Regions from separate parts of the Homo sapiens genome. Here region 2 is linked to region 1. Evidence: chromatin contacts called from ENCODE Hi-C or POLR2A ChIA-PET data. All regions are on one chromosome and are shown on one strand. Each heading gives the region's core, a stretch centred on a gene start or an enhancer-like site at or near the end of the contact. The rest is flanking DNA. Distances are from core to core; before and after follow the strand shown. Region 1 has its middle 140 kb from the start of GUCY1A1. Region 2 has its middle 83 kb from the start of GUCY1A1.

Region 1 (4,099 bases), core at 769-3,268:
TGGAGCATAATAGAGGTGAAATAAATCTGTTGTCATTGACAGAAATAAAAAGAGTATTTAGTAGAGAATTGTATGAGATTTTATTATATGGAGAAAAATTAAGTTACACGAAATATAAACAAAAATAAACCCTAGATGTTCTAAACTTGATAGCTAAAATTAAAAGGCTACTAGAATAAAGGAGGATATATTTATAATGGATAGCTGGGAAATATATCACTGAGAAAAAGGGGAAATCAAATAGAAAAACCAGTTGAGTCTTTACATAGATAGTACCAAAGGGGAAACTTGAGTGGCTAGCAAGTGTACAAAATGGTGAATACCATCACCAGTAGCCAGAGCAGTTAAATACCCTTTTTGACTCCTAAGATTATACAAATGTAGAAAGCTAAATTATAGTAAAATTCGGCAATTACAAAAGGAAAGGGGAATCCTCAGGCATGTCTGGTGAGAATGCAGACCAATTGAAACATTTTGGAGCTCAATCCAGCATTCCTTAATGAAGAGTGGTGTCTACCCAATGACAAATACGGTGAGAAAGCAATTTCTCACATCTCTTAAGGATATGACTATATCCTAGAGGATTCATTAAACACATTACAAGGATGAAGAGAAAATAAGAGAGACAGGACTTATGAAGACCACTAATATCAGTGAAGAGTACAATGAACTCCACTTTCAGCACCTTAAGTGCAAGTGAGAAAGGGGAAAAAGTAGAAAGAAAAAGAAATCCTATTTATAAGCATTCTTATTTGTCACTTATTTTCTTAGAGAGAATTTATATTTAAATAGAAATCAAAGTAATGATGACTTTATTCAATATTATTACTTCTGTGTTTCTCCAAGGGAGAACAAACTACTAACATCTGCATGAACTAACTGGTAATTTTCCCTATTCACCCAAAGCTGCAAAAAATTTTAAACAATCTTATAGCTCTTAGGATCTGGCTTGTAACCTCCTTTTCTCCAGGGGGCGTTATTGCACAGTGGTCATGGGGCAGGCAATCAAGTCTTAATTTTCCCAGCTGTGGTAGTTTAGGCAATTTATTCTGTTTCTCAATTTAATAGCTACGAAGTAAACATAATGGTATCTACTACATAAAATTGGAGGAAAAATTAAATCAAAGCATTTATGTGCAGGGCTTGGCATATCAACCACTACATTTAGATCTTGTTAAGAATGCCTTTACTTCCTGGATTCTTCTTAGTACTCTACCTGTCCTAGGTGGATTTATTTATCGTTATCATCATGAATCATGCAGACCTCCAAGTTTCTCTTCTTACTTGAAACAATCTTTCTTAATCTACTCTTTAAAGTTTTTTTTTTTTTCTATCTCTCGTACTTCCTAAAAATTTATCTTTTCCAGGCAGGCGTTTTGAAAACCAAATGAAGAAAAACTTTGCAGTGTTGGTGAATATTTAGCAAAACATAAAAATGAAAAATGTTTTCTGACCATAGCATACTTCATTATCAGTATAACAACATGGTAGTGGTTGAGTAAATGCAGCTCTTACTAGGAAATGCAAGGATTCCAGAAGCAGATAAGTTTTATTGCCAAAAAACCCATAAATGTTCTTTAATCTGGAAAGTATCCACATAAAACAATAGACCAGATTTTTTTGATCATTTTGTACAGTCATTTAATATTTCAAAATTAAAGCATGGAGGGAAAAAACCTCATAAGCGAGTTGAATCAAAGAGAAACAATTTATTAAGTGATTTATTTGTGAAAATAAACTTGATGATAAATATTCTAGAGGGGGAAGAATTATACTATTATTTTCAGAAACAAAAAGAGTTTAAACTTTTTTTAATGTAATAGAGTGTGGTGTGTGTATTTTATCTTTTAAAATTATAATCAACACTGATGAGTAAACACCTGAGGTACTGATTACAAGTTTCTTAACCAAACCTCATGGAGGTGGCTTTGCAAAAGTGATTCTTTCTGCTAAGTAATGTCACAGTGACTCTGAACCCCATTGGTACTATTGAATCCTGTTTGCACCATGCCATTCGTGAGAACTTTGTATTTCAGTGGGCATTGTATTTATTCATGGAAGAATACCACTGGAAATACCTGTTTTAAGACAGGATTCCTGTTGAATAAGCCATTGTGAGTATTTGTGTATAATCATTTCCTGTAGATAAATTGTCTGCTGGCAAATAAATAATATGGTCCATTTTCAAAATAAACTAGCTCGTTGTTCTGAAAAGCCGCAAGCAACATCATTTGTGTTGGAGTGTTTAAACAGGTGATATGTGCTTCCTTTAAAAAGGAGAAAACTAAAAGTGCACTATTATATTGAGCATGCAGGTTTTTTGGGTAGTATTGATTGCATATTCAGTTTTTATTCATTAGAAACTAAAACTTCCTAAGTAAGCCCACCTTTTATATTAATTGATTTTGATAACATGAATCTCTTGCAGTACCTTAAGTCCAAAATTATTATCTATTGATCTGACTCCCCCAAGTCCTGTCCATGCTCCGTGTAATATCATACTGCCTGCCCACCATTCTACGTGTACTCTCCAGACTGCCCATTGTTCCACACGTAATAATAAATGCATCTTCCAGATCTGTTTTCTCCCTTCCACCCACCAACACCGGGGCTGAGTAATAGAAGGAAGGGCCACATATTGGCCAACCCACAAATGTAGGCAAAGCTAAGGAAGCTGAACACAGGGGCGCTGTCAGAGGAAGTTTCTCCAAAGACTATTACATAGTGATGTAGGACTAAGAACTGAACCCAGGACTGATGGCATTTCAGTACTTTAAGGTGAGATCTGAGCACAGCTGCAACTTGGATTTCAGTCCTGTTCTAACTGAAATAAGTAACTAGGAAATTCTCAAGGCAGAGTGTTGGCAGGAATTCAAGCAGGTCAGCCTCCAGTTTGGGAGATCTGATAGTGGAGCTCAGGGACCCAGGCCCTTCTACTGTGGACTTCACGGGCAACGAAGTACAGAAGTGTTTAGTGGGTGGGGGGAGAGATCAACATTCTCAAATTCAGAACAAGACTGGTTTCAAGGTGACCACCAATGATGGGCCAGATAACTAGGATTACAAGTCTCTTCCTCTCCCTTGTCCACCTAAGGCTCAAGTTGTTCAAAATTCTTTTTCAAGTCTTCATTTATTTTTATATCTCATTATTTTCTACAGACGTGTGATTGTTCCACTTTTATACATAGCATATTTCCCTAAGTGTTCCATGTCATGGGTTAAATTATGTCCCTCCACAGAGAGATATTTTGAAGTACTAACCCCCAGTACCTTGGAATATGAATTTATTTGGAAATAGGGTCAGTACTGATGTAATTATTTCTGATTAGGTCATACCAAAGTCGAGTGTGCCCTAATCAAATATGATTGGTGTCTTTAGAGGAGGATGATGTGAAAATGCAAACACATAAGGAAGACAGCCATGTGAAGACAGAGGCAGAGATCAGGGCTATGTTGCCACAAGTCAAGGAACCCCTGGGGCTACCAGAGCCTGGTAGAGGCAAGGAAGGATCCTTCACTGGAGGCTTCAGAGGGAGCATGGTCCTATCAACATGTTGATTTCCAACTACTAGTCTCCAGAACCATGAGAGAGTGGATTTCTCTTGTTTCAAACCACACATTGTGTGGCATTTTGTGTTATTATTAGCTGCTGTTGTATCCTCACTGCCTGGCCTGATGATTTATATGGACTGTGTGCTTGGTACAAACAAGTAGATATGCACCTGCCTTTCTTCCACTTCTACTAGACTGAAATTTCCATGAAGCCAGAGACTATGTATGACTCATCTTAGTCACCCTTCAAGAAAGGATACTTCACAAAATGGGCCCTAAGGTATTTGTTGAATGGAAACATGGAAGACCTCAAGTTTTATGTTCTTATAATAGCCCATTTTTATTCAAATAAAGTTATGGATAAACAATGGAAACAATAATACTCAGGAAATACAGATGAAATCTATTCGCATATCTTCCACAGCTCTATCTCCTCATCATTGACTTCATATTTATTACTGTTACTGAAATATTGAAAACACAGGACAATTCACACTTGGGCTGCTCGTATCTGTGAGTATATACAGCATGTTCCCACAATTCTCAG
Region 2 (4,726 bases), core at 285-2,784, 53 kb after region 1:
TAGGTTTAAGAAATTGGCACATCCACCCCAGTCTTCAGCAACCACCACCCTGATCCATCAGCTGCCATCAACTTCAAAGCAAGACCTTTCACTAGGAAAAAGAAAACTCAGATGACTGTTAGCAGTTTTTAGCAATAAAGTATTTTTGGTTAAGATATGTCCATTTTTTTAAGATTTAATGCCATTGTGCACTGAATAGATTATAGTATAAATATAACTTATATGTGCACTGGCAAACAAAATTACTGCGATTTGCTTTATTGCAATATTAGCCTTATTGGAGTGGTCTAGAACTGAATCCACAATAGTACTGAAGTTGCCTGTAAGTATGCCATGAATTAATGAATGACCTAGACATTAATGAATAAAGCAACAATAAGAAATTCATTAAATTCACTCAAAAATCTTAAGTAACTATTGTTTAAAATATTGTCATGAAGGCAGGACAAAAGATACTATGAAAATGATAACTATTATTGTTATAAAATCTACAGGCCTCTTCCATGAACACATTATCCAGTCTCTCCCTCTTAATGCCCTAATTTTCTTTGTTAAAATATTTATTTTTCAATGTTATTTTAAACTTATTTATAATAAGCAAAATGTGAGAGTTTATCATTGTTTGTAGAAAGAAAGAAGTGCCTATAAACCATGCTTCTAACATTAACTCTTTGACCTTGTGAAAAGGGAATTCTCATGACTAATTAGTATGCACATCATCTGGAGGAGGCAAATAAAATTGTGCAGGCTGCTGTAGCAGATTGCTGTGCATAAAGGCCATTAGCTTCTAGGAAAGGATAGATTTTTCCAGTGTACCCAGGTAAAAAATATTTTTCAAACCTTGATAACTTCATCCTTTTATTCGACCTAGAGCCCATTTACCTCAAAAGTGTGTGAACCCCACCTCACAACCCCTCTCCGGAATTAATTGGGTATTCACAAGTGTTATTAAATTGATTGAATATATAGATCTTTTTCAAATGTCCTAGACAATTACATACTTTAATACCTTTGTTTTAATTTAAAATGAATTCTGTTTTTACTCATTTCCAGAGCAACCCAAGGTAACCAAAATAAATATAGGATAATAGTAATTGAATAAGAGAAAAATACATATCACTCCACTTATCTAGTGATAAACACCAGTATCACCATTGTGTAAATGTTTATAACTTCCTCCATTTTATCTGTTATGTTTGCATATTTTGCATTTCTTAATCAATTTTTAATTTTTAAAATTTTCATCTTTTTTTACTCTTATACAGATAAAATTATTTTATTTTTCATAACCATTTATGTTGACACATAACACACATACACGATACATATATTAGTTTATTTTATCAATCTTTATTTCTTGACATAGAACTTGTTTTCCACTTTTCATAATGTCACAAAATTCTCATCTAAATCCTGCACATATTTCTGACTAATCCCTCAGGATAAGAAACCAGAACTTAATAGCCAAGATTTTATACATTTTCAGGCATGTGATATCATTGCTAGGTTGTCCTCCAAAAGTGTTGTAATAGTATATGCTCCCCACCTACACTGTATGACATCATCACTTCCTGAAGCTAAACCAAGGAGATGTTATCATGTAACATGCAAAGGTTAACTGAGTTGGAATTATGTACTAATTATGATGAAAGATAATTTCTCAGAATTTCCTTAGAAAAATAGTCTTCTGTGCTTGGAAAAGGGGAAGACAGTGGCAGGAGTTTAACTTCTGACTTCGTTTGGAGGATGTTTGATTACAATGCTCTTGACTCAGAAACATAAATTGCCACAAAAGACCTTCTGTTGGCCATTAAACTGCAGAGCACAGGCAGGAAACTACGTAGCATGTCAGGCTTTTGTTTATTTAACACCGTCGGTGAGATGTACTTAGCAGTTATTATCTGCTCAGTGCTCTTCTAGGCATGAAAGCAAGGGGGAAAAATGTAGGTATGTTTCTTATTCTCAAGAATTTTATTAATTGAAGAGAAAAAATATATATGGCAGCCAAACAAGGAAATATTTGAAAAGTAACAATTGAGTTGCATGAATCAGTATAAGTTATAGTAGTCTGAGGAGAAGAGAAAACTTTGGCTTCCTTAATAAGCAATTTATGAGAAAAAATATGTAGTTTCAACACGAGATTGAAGAATGATGTAGAGGATTACAACAGGGAAAAAAGTAATACAATCTAAACAATCATAAAATGAAAGTGAGCATGGCACAACTAATTTTCACTAGATCCATTGGACAGGAATGGAAAGATTATATTGGCAAGTGTAGAAGATAATGTGGTAAGTTTTCTTAGGACAAGATAAAAACGTGCTGGATTCTAGGATAAGAAATAACTTATAAATTCAATTAAGTCAACTGAAAGTTTCTGTTTAGGGAAATAAAATGAAAAAGTCATGATTCATTTGTTCATGCAGGCATGCATAACTAATATATATTGAAAACTTGGCTGGGCTGAGGGCTCACGCTTGTAATCCCAGCACTTTGGGAGGCCAAGGCGGGGTGGATCACATGAGGTCAGAAGTTCGAGACCAGCCTGGCCAACATGGCAAAACATCGTCTCTACCAAAAATACAAAAATTAGCCGGGCGTGGTGGCATGGGTCTGTAGTCCCAGCTACCTCGGAGGCTGAGGCAGGAGAATCGCTTGAATCCGGGAGGCAGAGGTTGCAGTGAGCCGAGATCGCACCACTGCACTCCAGCTTAGGTAACAGAGGGAGACTCTGTCTCAAATAATGATAATGATAATGATAATGATAATGATAATGATAATGATAATGAAAATAAAAACCTACTATGAACTAACTAAACATTAGGACAAGAGAGTTATCTTCTTTTTTAAAGGTTTGTACTCAGAAAGCCCATGGTTTAGGCAAAATTATGCACTGAAATATTAACTTGTTGGTTTTTTGTGTATTTGTTTTTGCTGCTGAAAAATTAGAGATGAAAGCTCCTATGGGAAAGCTCCTTTTGCCTTGAAGCTCATTCTCTTAGTTCATTTGTGCTGCTAAACCAAAATACTTTGGATAATTTATAACAAAACAGAAATGAATCTTCTCACAGTTACAGAGACTGAGAAGTCCAAGAGGGAATTAGCAGATTCAGTGTCTGGCAAGGGCTCCTCTCCCTTACTGTATCCTCTCATGGTGGAAGGGGCTAAAAAGGGACAAGCACACTCCCTTTGACTACTTTTAGAAAGTACTCATCAATTCATGAGGGCAAAGCCCTCATTGTTAAATCACTTCCCCAAAAGCCCCACCTCTTCATACCATCACTTCAGGGTCTAAATTCCAACATATGAATTTTGGAGGAGCACATACATTGAGACCACAGCACTCACAATAGAAGAAAAAGTAATTTCTCCGTGGGGTAGGATTGGAGCCCCTTCTAGACTCTGTCTTTTGAAACCAGCCTGTCACATCCTCTACCCATTCATGTTCTGACCTTCTCTCAGGGGGCTCTGTCCCTTCTGAGGAGACCTGAAGTTGTCCAGTATGCTGGTTACTAAGTGGATGAATAGGTCTAATTGTCAAGATGTAAAGTATTTACTAGTGCATTTGGCCACACATCTAAAACCACCTCTCCAATCAGCTTTATCAGTAATACAGCTGGCCTAATGATCTCTCTCTTGGTAATCTCTGTCTACCTCTCAAATAATTCTGAAATAATGAGGAGAAGAAAGGAATTATTTGCCACTCTCACAAAAGAGCTAAATTTTATTGTGTAGATAACAGTTAAATGTACCTAAAAAACATTTTCTGTTTCTACCTACCTTTTATATTCTTAAAGCCTGAACTCTTGAGGATATTTTACAAGTAAGGACAAGAGAATCCACATGTACTTTGAATATGGGAAGGCTCAAACTTGGAGAGTAATGATGAGGTTCCTTATGTCTGGATGGAGACTAGGTCCATGGGACTTTTGGTATTGTAGATCTATGTCCAGCTCCCTTGCAGCACCCTGGTGGATTAGCAAAACCTGGAGGAATGACTGAGCGGTGCATCTCACAAGCCTCAACACTCAGCTCAGTGTTTCCAGCTTCACCAGCATCCAGTAGCCAGCGCTGGCTACAAAGATGCTGAGTTCCTAGATTTAAGTGGAATGACCACACATGTGAGTTTCCCTGCAACGGTCCAGATTTTTGTGTTATTCTGTCATAATTTTACTTGCACCCTATTATACTCTTCTAGTTTGGTTGATAAGTTATGCAATTGCCCTTAAAACTTTCAAGAGACAAGGTGGAGCTTTGCAATGAGGATTCAAATAGTGAACAGCGTAGGCAGCACCAAATGAATTAGAAGATATCCCTCAGTCACACCTCAAGTAAATGGAAGCACCTCAAATGAGACCTAAGAATGGCTTTTTTTCAGGCGATACAGTCAGATCTTGTTTTCCTTCACTGGTTTCTAAATCTTTGCCTTCCTAGTTTGCCATGCAGGTCATGCTTCAAATTCTTCCAAAATATCATGGACAGATTTCTCACCCTGACCTACAAGTTCAATAAAACCAGGGAATACCTAGGGATGTTTTATTCAATAAATCACATGCATCTCTTTTATCACACAATGTCTTCTACCACTATTCCCCTTGTTCACTTCCCTTTGGCCACATTGGCCTTCTCAATGTTCCTTGACTTCTCAGTCAAGCCCCTACCTGAGGGCTTTTGCCTTTGATGTTTCCTCTTCCTGTAATGCTTTTCTCTCAGATATATGTGTATC

The links. A loop is a pair of places that touch in the nucleus more often than their neighbours do. ChIA-PET counts read pairs that join two places held with the same protein, here RNA polymerase II (POLR2A). Pooled maps may share reads with other maps.
Region 2: a loop to region 1 is called in a map of colonic mucosa, with 2.0 times the contacts of the local background. The contact joins two enhancer-like sites. A Hi-C loop is called at or near these places in 4 of 168 maps with a recorded cell type or tissue (Right ventricle myocardium inferior, colonic mucosa, heart left ventricle and 1 more) and 9 of 50 pooled maps. POLR2A ChIA-PET finds 5 or more read pairs at or near these places in 1 of 52 experiments (OCI-LY7).

The regions. Positions count from the first base shown.
Region 1 is chr4:155,528,418-155,532,516 of GRCh38, forward strand. No RefSeq gene overlaps it. Among named protein-coding and RNA genes, the nearest start is that of GUCY1A1, 140 kb to the right of the region's middle. Within about 2 kb of position 2,019, at least 2 of the 41 ENCODE cell types and tissues checked have a DNase peak (open chromatin) inside an H3K27ac peak, as active enhancers do.
Region 2 is chr4:155,581,522-155,586,247 of GRCh38, forward strand. No RefSeq gene overlaps it. Among named protein-coding and RNA genes, the nearest start is that of GUCY1A1, 83 kb to the right of the region's middle. Within about 2 kb of position 1,535, at least 2 of the 41 ENCODE cell types and tissues checked have a DNase peak (open chromatin) inside an H3K27ac peak, as active enhancers do.